Regions from separate parts of the Homo sapiens genome. Here region 2 is linked to region 1. A link is a contact called in ENCODE Hi-C data. All regions are on one chromosome and are shown on one strand. The core of a region is the stretch at or near the end of the contact, and the rest is flanking DNA. Distances in the headings are between cores, read along the strand shown.

Region 1 (6,072 bases), core at 1,057-3,556:
GTGGAAAAGAAGCTTCAGAAAGAAAAGATATCCATATATTAGAGTTGTCAACTCTGCTTTTACAACTTTGGCTTTCCTTACCATCAAATCCATATGTAAAGCCTAGTTTACTGGAGAAAGTTTTCATTTAATTAGTATTCCCAAGTTCAATTAGAGGAAAAGGGTTATGATGTAGGGTTCCTAGAGAATATTTTCTACGGATAAATGACACTTTCCCCAGGCAGCTCCAACCCTTAATGTTGTTTTTGGGAAAATGCACCCAACTTCCTTTATAATAGAACTAAAAGAAAATATAAATAATGAATGCCTTTAAATCAATCTCAGTTTCAAGAAAATAATAGCATTAAGAATTGTCTATATGGGTTAGTTATTAGCAACCCAAAAACGTATTTTTTCCCTTTTGGGAAATAATTTTTAAAATACATTTGGAAAAGTTGTGGTCAGTTCTGCAGTTTCCTAAGTTTCTGGTGATGAATTTTCCTATGCTTACCCAGTTTTGTAGTCTTATGAATCACTTTAGTTTTAAGTGTAATTGCTAGATAGAAAATATTTTCATTCTTAGCCATCTTCTTACATCGCATATCATAGGCAAAAGTTGTACTTTTTAAAGTGCCCATTTCCTCCTATATAGCAATTCTGAGACAGAACCCAGAAGGCTGGTGCATCTTCCCTCATGGTGGTAAGATCAATTTCCAGTATGTGTATTTCCAAGATAAATCCGTCACTAGCTTCTTTAATCTGAAAAATAGCAAGTTACTGCCTCATGGGTTCCTCTCCCTAGGGATCCAGGCAGCTAGTCAATTAGTTGCCTTTTCCTTAAAATTATTTCTGTCTAAAGCACTGAAAGGGGCATGACTAGGCATAAATTTCTCCTTTAAAAATATTTGTTCTATACAGAGAGCAGATTACTTTACTGCCAGTTATTTTACTTGCATTATTCTTGTTAACATCTATTGTTAGCATCACAACTTAGCATGCAGTAATTCCTCATTTTATAAAGAAATATTACCGAAGGGTTCCTAATCCACCTCCCTTTCTGTTTCTGGCATCTCCTTCCAACTCACTTTGAAATATAAAGGTGAACAAAGAAGACATCGGGGGAAAATTGCCCACCAACTTGTTTTCTACATCTTCTCTCCCAGTCGCGATACTACTAGAATGTCTGGCCTAGTTTATCATCATGGGTGGCACTAACATGGGCTATCTAACTAACTTATATTGCCAATGCAAACTTATTTTTGTTTTTAATCAGGCAGAATAATTCCAGAGCTGAGAAGCCAATGTTTAAACTCAGCCCTCAGACAGCATTAACCCAGGCGAAAGCTTGTGTTCCAGTAACTGGGCTCCACAATCAAAGGTATCCGGCTGCTGTCACGTGGTTCCCACAAAGTGACAAGATGCTGCATCTCTTCAAGGCTTTCCCGGTGAAAATTATCACCCAACCAACCCCTGCACGGCTTAGACCAACACTTTTAATCTCAAGTTTTATCCGCCTGCTAACCCACCCCATCATTCATCCCCAACCCTTTAGAAATCCAGAACTTGCTCACTTCTCAGCAGAGGCGAGGTTTCCAAGTAGCTGAACAAATCAACAGCACTTTCCTTCTGATATTCCGGGGATCTCAGGGTTTATTATTGTGCCTTTCTGCGCCGAGGAAAGTTCAACTTCATATTATTGTATGCGACTTTCCGGCTGAGCATGACTTTGGGCTCGCTCGCCGCAGTTCCACACCCACTCGATTTCTCCAAACAATGGCGGTAACGTCAAGATTCAGCTGCCCCCAGAGCGGGTGACTTCCCGGCGGTCCGCGGCTGGGCTGGAGCTGCAGCTCTCAGCAGGCTAACACGCGAGGTACCAAGCTGGGCCAGACGCTCCCCAGGAAGTGCAGAGATGTTCATGAGCTGACCTCACCGAACTGGGCAGGAGAGAAGGCGGGATTGCAAGGGACGATAGGGTAGAAGTAACCAAAGAGAGGTTACTTTCAAGAGGAAAGAGAAGAAGGCGGGGAGGGGGACGGGGGACGGGGGTGGGGAGTGGCGGGATAAAGAGACAAAAAGGCCAGAGCCACGCCCGAGATGGAAGATTGGCAGCAGCGCTCAAACTCCTTGCTCTATTCTCTTATCCCGTACTTGGCAGAGGATCCCAAAACCGCTCGAACACGGATGCACTGGTTTCCTGCAAAGCTTTGTCCTGGGTTCGGTCATTCTCCATCAATTATTTACTTGAGCTTCTTTTCCAAGGAGGCGGACTAGAACAGCCTTCCGGGCGTGACTAACATCTCCTGATGCAGCTGGCTGGCGGCTGCTGGGAGTTCTCTTTGTTCACTCACTTTAATTCTCAGTCGAGCTCTACACGCGGTGCTCCCTCCCCACCCCCAGCCCGGGCGGAGTCATCAGATGTCGTTTCCACGAATAGATAATGGTTGCCATGATGGGACCCACCGTCCCACAGACAAAGGGTTCTTGCGAAGCCACGACTAATTTAGTGCAAACCGAAATAAATATCGGCCCACAGAGATCCTTTACAGAACGGTTTGCCTTCAGTACGTTTTCCTGTTTTCTACTGAGTGCCGGTTTCTACCGTGAAAATGAGTAATTGCTGGGATCCATAATCTTTATAGTAGTGCATGCGAACAATAACAGAAACCAGGAAGAATACATTATATCAGCCTAAAAGGGAATTCATTTAAAAAGAGGAGTTCAGAATATACATGTCTTTACAATTTACACTAACCCATACTGTTTCACAGTAATAATATTTTTAAAAATTAAGTGGAATTTTCTCTTTTTCTTTTCAGTTTCTTCTTTCAGTGGTGGGCGGGGGGCATGGGAGCCTCCCTTCTACCTCTAAGAATTCCTTTGTGAGCTTGAGTATGAGAATAAAAGTAAGTACTGCTTTTGAAAGGGCATTTTAAAATTTAATTTGTCTTACATTTATATGGTGATTTTGTAAGTAAAAGGAAGAAGATATCTTGAAATAATAATAGCTTTTTGTGCCAACATGAATTTTGGCTCAAGAGATTCAATTTTCCAAGTGTTGATCTTGCATTAAAAGTGAAATAAAAACAATTTAGGAGTAGTTTGCATAAAAGCAATTATTACAGCAAAATAAAAACATGCTCAAGCTCTGGTTATTCTTATCTTTAGAGACACATAAAACAAATATGATATCACGATAAAATCATTCATGTTCCAAAATAGGTATTAAAAGCCAATTTTGAGCCTGGCACTGTCCAAGGTACTGGGATGCAAAGCTGAATCAAGAAATTGTCCCTGTGCTGGGGACACTCAAGCATACTGGTGAAAACTGAGATAATTTCCTTATTTTCTTTCAAATACCTTTGGGAACAGGAAAAGTGACATCTGTGACATTTATAATAAAAAGCCCACACCTCGACTAGCATACCAAAAATAAAGGAAAAAAAAAAAAGCAAGTGAAAATGTAATCACAAGTTGGTTTGAATTTATATTAGGCAATTTCTTATTATGTACCCAAACTTGAGCTGTAATATCCTCAAGAAATATCAAGATGCACATGTCTCATCCAATCAAAATGGATAAAGTAGATACAAATATTTTTCAGCTCAATCTTTACCAATAAAATATTGATACTGTAAACACAGTCTAAAGACACAGAATATGCATAGTCCTGCTTCTCTAAGAATTTTTACTCTGCTCAGGCATCTATGTTTTGATTTTTTTTCCGAAAGCGGTATCATTTATTTCGTGCAAATAGTAACTTTAAAAAGTAAAATAAATATTAAGAATGGATTATTATGTATCCTTAAATCAAACAATGTGTCTAAATGTTTCATTTTATAATTTAGTATTATGCAATTTCAAGGTTGAAAACTGTAATAATACAGAATAAGTATAAGCAACATTTAACATGCTTGTTTACCCATAAGTATGCCATAAGAAAAATAACTTCTGAATTGGATATTTTCCTGATTTATTCCTTTATTTGCTGGTTAAAATTATATTGCTTCAACTAAGCAAAACTTAAAAATGATTATTCAAAGGCTTTTTTTCCAAGATTTAGAAAGATTTCAGCATTATTTTTACTGTGTTTCAGAAGCAGACAGGCCAATCAGCCTTCTAATGTTTGCTTATAATAATGAGTTATCCACTTCATAGCACAGCAAAATGTGGACCTTCGATCAAGGGAAGAAGGCTAAAGTCTCAACTTGGAAACCCTTAAGAAATACGTAGTTTAAAATTTCCAACCTCCTATTCTCACGACTTTACATCACAATATCTTAATTTATATAGCTTTATATTTTGCAAGGCCCTTTCATTTTGTGTGCTCAAAACAAAGCGTGTGAAGTAGATACTATCTTCTCCACCAAACACAGAATAACTGAGTTTCAGAGATGTTAAGTGACTTCCTCTAGTTAAATTTCAGAATCACAACTTAAACTTGGTTCCTCTTCTCCATCAATTGTGCTTACTATATTGGCCTTAAGTGCCTCACCTCCTTTTCATAGCATGATGTAAAACTCTGCATCTCAAAGCCAGATTTTGCACCTGTATCCTAGTTCAATCTTTTCACCAATGCATAGAATATCTACATTTGGAGATAACACTATCACCTCAAACTCATGTAATTTTTTTCTTTTTTCCAACTCTTATCTATTTCTATTTATCTTTTAGTAAAGAAAAACAATATATTCTGTATCTATTTTTCTTTTAGTGAAACTATCATGTCATATACTTTCCCACTAAACATGGGCTTCTTCATTGCTTTGTCTTTTCCCTTCACTTCTATAATCATATTTTCTTTCAAAATGTCTTATATTCATCATTTCTTCTTTATCTCCTTTGCAATCAACTACCAAAATGCAGATCCTCATAATTCTAGTTTAGACTGTTACAAATGCTTCCTCTGTTAATGATAGATTTTTTTCTCTCAGATCCGCACTGCTTAATGCTGCCTGTTTACACCTTTATTAAACAACACTTTCCTCATGTCATTCTGTTTACAGTCATGTCTACATTGTTACATCGCATCCAGACTCTTCTTCCTAGACCGCAAGTAAGTGTACTGTCCCCATTCTATAAGATGTACTCTCTAATACATCACTCTGTCCTCGTCAGACTTACTGTCTCTTTTTCTCATGAACATGCAGGCTTATTCTGCTTCTGTACCTTTCTTCTTTCCAGTCCCCATACTTGGTATTTCCCTCTTCCTCTCTAGCCTGAAATCTGCTCATATTTTCAGGTTTAGCTTAAGTTTCAAATCTTTCTGTCTCATGAACTTAGGCAAGTTATTTAAACTTTCAGAGCCCCAGTTTTTTTCACTTACTTCTTCACTTGTTTATTCATACATGTATGATATATTGTTGACTTTTTGTCATTAATAATACCTAGTTTATGTGATTATTATTATGAAATAGTGAAGTTAATTTTTATCACAGTGCATGAAACACAGTAATCATAACTAATGTTAAGTGATGATTACCATGTGCTTGGCATTGTAGGCTATCAGTATGAATTAACTATTATTGTTGTTATTATTATCATTAATTTAACCAAATTCTACCATTTCTGAATTTCTACAAAACTATGTCACACTATTTTAAAATACTTGGTTAGTCTTGGCTTATGTTATAATTTTTCATCCAGAGAGTAAATATTTTAAGATAATATTTCTGTTTTTCTCATTATCTCCAGCAGAGAATTGGATACATAGAAGCTAGGCAATACAAATTGATTAGTAGAGTCATAACTGAGAAAAGCTGATGTGTTTGGGTTCATCTTGTTTTTGGAGAGTAACTTAGCTTGGAGATGTGCCATTGTCCTGACCTTTATTAACATATGTATGCAGTCACACACTGTATTTGTTCTCTGGATGACACTTTAGATAATCATTAATGAATCGTAGAGTCCTTGAGGTGTAAACATCATGATTCATCTTTTTATCTCTAGGCAGGGTGACCAAACTGTATTATACATTGGGATTAGCCTAATTTCAGCCATCTCAATAAAGGCTATTCTACAATCTCTCTGAGTACATGTACACATGTTATAACTTAACTTTATGAGCAATAACTTACAGTTTAATTCATATAT
Region 2 (6,072 bases), core at 1-2,500, 1.7 Mb before region 1:
ATGACCACCTGCTGCTGAAATGCCAAAGCCACCACTGTTAACGCTTTGCTCCGCCTTCCAGAGAGGTTATTACAGCTTAAGCTGCGTCAACAACCCAGAGGAGGCTGCTATCTAGTTTATCTGTGTGGAAGGCCTGTAACACACTGTTAACAGAGTAGTTGCAGGCCCTTCCTTGGGATATTTTTCTGCGTATAAGAGTGAATGAACTCCACGGCCAGATCCTCCTAGTCATGTTGCAGTGCTGGTCATGGGACCGCAGAGGGAACAGCACCCAACTGGGGATGGGGAGCTCACAGGCACAGGCCCCGCAGCTGATGCAAACCTTCCCCCTCCAAGGTTCTCTCGAGTCTCTGCCAAGAGTCGGCTGGAGGGCCCAACTGCTATGTTCTTATTGCTGTAATGACTGCAATTTGGCAGCATCCAGGATGGTGTACCGGGAACGGGAGGGGGAAGGAGATGGTGGGCCCCTCTGTTAAACGCAACGCCAGAAGGGACACAGGATGAATTTATTGTGGCCATCGGTCCTGAGCTGGAAGGAAAGTCAAAGGGCTTTAAAGCTGGGGAAAAGCTCTAACTCCTGCTCTGCTGTCAAAGCCTTACTTCCCACGAAGAGTAGGGGCCAGGCGGGCCAACTGTAAGGGGGAAGCGGCCCGGGGTGAGGTAAGAGGACCCTCCTAGGTGCCGCTGCCAGGCGGCGGTTCGCTGGGGCAGCAAGGCGCCCGCACTCGGGAGGCGCCACAAAGGGCCGAGGCCTGCGGAGGCCGCACGCGCAGCTCTCCGGGGCGGAGCCGCCGGGATCGCGGCAGCGGAGGCTGCAGCAGCCGCGGGTAGCCGGGGTGCCCAGCCTCCCAGCTCGGAGGTCGCGGGGGGCGGGGAGGATGCCGCAACTGCAGTCCGAGCGGCAGAGCCCGGCGCGAGCTCCCAGGCCCCCGCAACCGCTGTGAGGCGCAGCGCGCGCCACTGGCCGGGAGGAGCTAGAGGCGGGCGTCTGCACAGCGTCGCGCCACCCGTGACTGCCCGCCTTCAGCCGGGCCCGGGACCCCGTAGCGGCCCATGCCCTGACGGGGGGCGCAGCTGCGGGGCTGGCGAGGCGTCGCGCGTGGGAAGAGGCCTAAGACACCCCGACTGCGGCGGCTGCGCACACCCGATCCGGACGCGGGGCCCCGCGGGCGCGCGCCTCGGAGCTCCCGCCTCCTCCTCTTGCTCCTCCTCGGCGTACGGTCCTCCCCTGACCCCTCCTTCCACCCGCCGAGAGGATGCGCTCCCCGGCGCCCAGCAGCAGAGGCCACCGCTCCCAGAAATGCATGCGACCGATCCCCTTCTCCCGGACCCCAGGAGCCGGCGCCCCCGCCCTGTAGGTAGGTGGTGAGGCGGGGCCCAGCCCTCGCCGCCGCCCGCCGCTGATGCTGCCGCCGAGAGGCCGCGAGCAGGGTCCAGGACCGGCCAAACTTGCCTCCCGCCGGGGGCTCGGTGGAGCGCTCGGAGGTGTGCTAATGGCGCTGGGCGTAGCCCCCTGTGAACCTGAAAACCTCTGCTTGAGCTCGGGAGGCCGAGCGGGGGCGAAGGAGAGATTGACCCTTCCCCGCCCACCCCTTGGGGGGCTCGTGGGGGTGCGCGCCAGTACGAGAGTGGGGAGGACAGGTTGGCATGGGGCTTATTTGGGGAGAAGACCGTTGGATTTTCAGCAGCTCAGGTGGAAATATGTCACTGTGTTTTTCCGGCTGGATTAGCAGATGCGTTCTTCCCATCTTTCTAGCCAAAACATGTAGACAGGCAAAGGGTTATTAGTGGCATGTAGAAGTCGCTGTGGATTTTTGTGTATTTCAGAGCTAGCTAGTTGGTATATAAAATCGATGGGGCAAACCCTTACCGTCAACACGTTAGGGCCAATTTAGAGAAGGTCCTTCTAGAAGTCAGATTATTCTGGAGATCGATGAGGCTGGGATATTGTTGTGCTGAGTATTTAGGAGCCTCTGCTTACGTGAAGGGATGTGTTTTAAGAGTGGCAACTTTGATACAGGTGTCGGGAGTTGAGATTCTGCTGGAAAGATGTACCGGGTCAGCCAGCAGAGGCAGCCTTGTGCCCAGCCTAACTTCCAACTCGATGTTATGCTCTGTATTTCTCAGAAACTGGTTATGTATTAATGCTTTTTTTCTCCTCTAGGTGTAAAGTTTATACATCAGAGCTTTTGGCAAGATTCCCTCTTCCCAGACTATCATTTTTTATTTTATATTCAGCAATAAGGCTTAAAGTTTTGAAAAATGCATCACTGTAAGCTCCAATTTTATAGTCACTTAGGTATAGAGATTTGGAGAAGTGACTCAGTATAAGCTCAAATAGGACAGAATCTTGAATCTGTTTTTTTTTAAATCCTGTAATCTTCTGCATCTTATGCAGAATAAGTACCCATTAGTTATTTGTTGAATGAATGAACTGTGTTTCAAGCTTTCATCTAAAAACCACAATTTAGAATCACAGAATTGTTCTGTAGCCGGTGAAATTTAATTGAATTTCAAAAATTGCCTCTTTGTATAAATAGGCAAACTCAGTTATTTTAACATTTATATTTCAATTCTGACATCTTTAGGACCATATGCTATCTTTCTGTAATATGTCATCAAGGTTATGAGGTAATTCTCCCCAACTCTTAAGTTCATTTCATGTCTAAGCTTGCAAAATTTCCAGTCTCACTGGTAATCATGCCAACTTCAACTGTGCTCTCAAACACAATTTAAAAAGTAAAAGTCGTGTTTTAAAGAAAATTGTAAGTTACGCCAGAGGAAACAATGATTTGGTTAATAAGTGATGTATTCACTTATTTTAGAGTTGAGTTTTTCAGGTTTGATCTAATTATCATGTCTTTTATCACAGGCAAAAGTAGAAATAAAACATGTAGAAGTGTCTGTGATTCTTAAATGATTCAAAATGTGTGATATAGATACACAATTTAAACTGTTTTCTCCTCGGTATAGAAACACATCAGTTTCCAAATTTGACAGCCAGGGGATTGTGAAATGAGGGTTTGCAAGATACAGTGTCTTCCTGCTTTAAAATGTTATATCATTTTGAAAAAAAAAAAGAAAAACAAGGTTAACTGCATCAAACTTTATTTGCTTTATTTTTACACTATGACATTTTCTGTTTTGATTTCATCTTTTTTCCATCACATGAATTTCATGAGTCAGTGTGAACTTCTTTCAGTCTCTGCTTAACAATATTATCTGGGCATGCTCCCAGGTTTTCTTTCTGACATTTTAATGCATCTTTACCATCTTCACTTCATATTACTCAAATGACTTATTTTTACACAATATGGTAGGCCATACTTTATTACTATTGCTTCTCCAACCTACTTATTTTCTTCCTAGATGGATAAGGAAATAAAACTTTCCTATAAAAGTTAATAAGACTGCAGGAACCAACAGTGGGAGGGAACTTATGAAAAAAATTAATTTGTTATGATTTATTAAAACAAAGCCAAAATTCCCTCCTGTAATAAAGATAATTACATTTTACACTTCTTAAATTTGTAACCCAGGGTATTGAGCAATTAATTTACCTGGCTCTTCCTTGCACACTTTAAGCTTTTCAAAAAAGCCCTCCCCTTTGGTTACAGTAAGCTCTCTTTACCTTGTTACTTATAAGCACTTATTTGTTCATTTTACAAGTAGGAGTTGAGCCTTTAACTGCTCAGTTTAACTGCTATTACTTTGGCTTTGGAATCACAGTCAAATAAAAGCTCTAATCTCAGATTTGAAGAGGTATTTTTCTCTTCTGTGTGTCCTACAACCAAATGCGCAGTGCCTCTGGGATTGGTTGACTCACTTTTGGGTCCTACCTCCTGATCCCCCAGCACTCCGCCCCCACAAGCACCACCAGAATGCAATCCAAGACCTGGATTTCCTCTCTTTATCTTCCTAAAGGCTGTATTTTAGAAACCTCTATTCCTTTCTTGCTAAATGCCATTTACTATTGTTTTTAAAATCCCAGCCCATAATTTTTTGTTTGTTTAAATTCAACAGGATCCACTCAATTCACTTGTGCTAAAATCAGAATTGTTGATTGCAGAAAAAAATATACAGAAGTAAATTTGTATGACCTTGAATTTCAGATATAGTGAATACATAAAGAGTGATTGTTGTCTACTGGTCTCCCCTCAACAGTGATACAAAATGCATTTGTTTCTGTACATGCCAGAGAATATGAATTTTCTGTTGCTAAATTTGATCAGAAGCTTAATTGAGAGAAATGATGTTTACGGGGGGTTGGCTGAACAAAGGCCATGACGTCAACCTATTCCCTTCCAATACTAGCTGTTAGACCAGAAGTCTAGCCAGATCTTCAGAAGCTGTACTTTGGTACCTTGTTTTGCATCCTTAACACCCCCCCATATGCCCACACTGAGGGATTTTATTAATACAGTCAGAGGAAACTTACTATTATGTTACTTTCGAAATGTGGTTATGATCATGGTACTTTCTATAGTTTCTGTTTGAAGACTCATGCAAGAAATTCCATTTAACTTTAAATGCCAAAGAAAAGCTTTACTTACCCTGAACAACTTGTGTGTGTGTGTTTGTGTGTGTTCTTTTCATCATGCAAAATGAGAATCAAATCATTGATTATATTTCCCTTTCTAACTTGGCAACTAGGAAATGAACAAATTTGCAACTCAATTTTAATAATCATATAAAAATTCATAACCTAATATCAATATTTTATCTTTTCCTATGGTCTTGAGCTTCTGTTCTACCTTGTTTTTCTTGATTCTGATGTTTATCTAATTATACTTTTCCATTTGATTGAATTATATTCTTTTAAGATGACTCATATCCTTTGTGGAACAAGGCAGATTATAAAACATAAAACCAAATAAATGAAGCCATTGCACAATTGATCTCTGGACACAGTATGTTTTTGATGAACAAGTTTAATGGGTTACATTAAATGTTTTGAACAAGAATTGCAAATTTAGTACATTTGAACTTAGCCAAATGGAAAACAATGTTACATAGTTTTACAAAACTTTTTTTTAAACTCTTACATTTATATTCACTCATTACTAATTTGAAATTAATAAAGCCATTCAATTTAAGTCAATTATATTTGGAGTACCTGCCTTAAACGCTATATAGGTTGAACAGGAGTTTCAATAGAATAAAGTCATTTTTAGCTGAAGGGCTAGCCTAACTTAGCATAACACTCACCAGAGTGAATCGACAATCTGACCTTCGCGTCAGTGATTCATGTGATTTATCCTTGTTTTAATAAATCAGAGTCTTCTCTGAGCCTCTTTTATTTACCATGAAATTTAAAAGATTGAGCTCCTGGAGTTAATTCTTCATACTGATGTTTTGACACCTAATTGTTAAGTTGGTTGAATTTACCCAGGTAACTCATTATTTACATCGACATGATAAGTTAGGCTTGATATATTTATCACCACAGTAAGCAGAAAGATTGGCCTTTCTCAAGGGTCAGTCATTGGTACAGTCTGGTAGCCTTTGGCATAAAAATGATCTGAATTCAAAAGTGCAACTTAAAACATAAGAGGGGGTTTGGAGGGGGACCTAGGCAGGTTTTTACATAGAGGCATCTCATTCTGATAACCTTCATGTCTTTTTTTAAATTTATTTTTAGAATAGGTAGTATCCTCATGGTTCAAAAGGTACGCATGGCTCTAGAGTGAAAGTACTCCCTCTCATCCTCATTCCCCTGTCACCCATTTCACTAATCCACAGGTAACCAGTGTTAGTTAACTGAGAATCTTCTAGTGACATTTTATGCATATGCAAGCAAATATGAACATGGAAGCTGCTCATTTTCTCTCCTAACCTGTCTCTGATTCACTCTGTTCTATTCCCACTGCCTCTGTTTGGCTCCTTAGATGCCTTGGAGTGTTGTCTGCATTCTGCCTTGCTCTGCATTTCAAGCTGTCCCCATTTCAGCAGGCTGTCCTTCTAAACTTCCCCCTTCAGACCCTGTAAAACATTTCCATCATACACAGGAAGGAATCTGCACATCTTACCCTGGTCTCTTGGACCCTGAGAGATTCATCTCCTGTCTGTATC

The links. Hi-C counts contacts between places; a loop is a spot of excess contacts on that map. Pooled maps may share reads with other maps.
Region 2: a loop to region 1 is called in a map of naive thymus-derived CD4-positive, alpha-beta T cell, with 11 times the contacts of the local background. The contact joins the promoter of NCOA7 here to the promoter of MTCL3 in region 1. A Hi-C loop is called at or near these places in 3 of 168 maps with a recorded cell type or tissue (CD4-positive, alpha-beta memory T cell and naive thymus-derived CD4-positive, alpha-beta T cell) and 9 of 50 pooled maps.

What each region holds. Positions count from the first base shown.
Region 1 is chr6:127,517,029-127,523,100 of GRCh38, forward strand. MTCL3 (MTCL family member 3) reads right to left here and starts at 2,307. Exons shown (of 7, transcript NM_001400265.1): 1 at 1,551-2,307. SOGA3-KIAA0408 (SOGA3-KIAA0408 readthrough) reads right to left here and starts at 2,307. Exons shown (of 13, transcript NR_174482.1): 1 at 1,551-2,307.
Region 2 is chr6:125,789,710-125,795,781 of GRCh38, forward strand. NCOA7 (nuclear receptor coactivator 7) reads left to right here and starts at 1,251. Exons shown (of 16, transcript NM_181782.5): 1 at 1,251-1,358. RefSeq lists silencers at 1-83, 674-1,513 and enhancers at 537-1,037, 1,038-1,538, 1,734-1,833.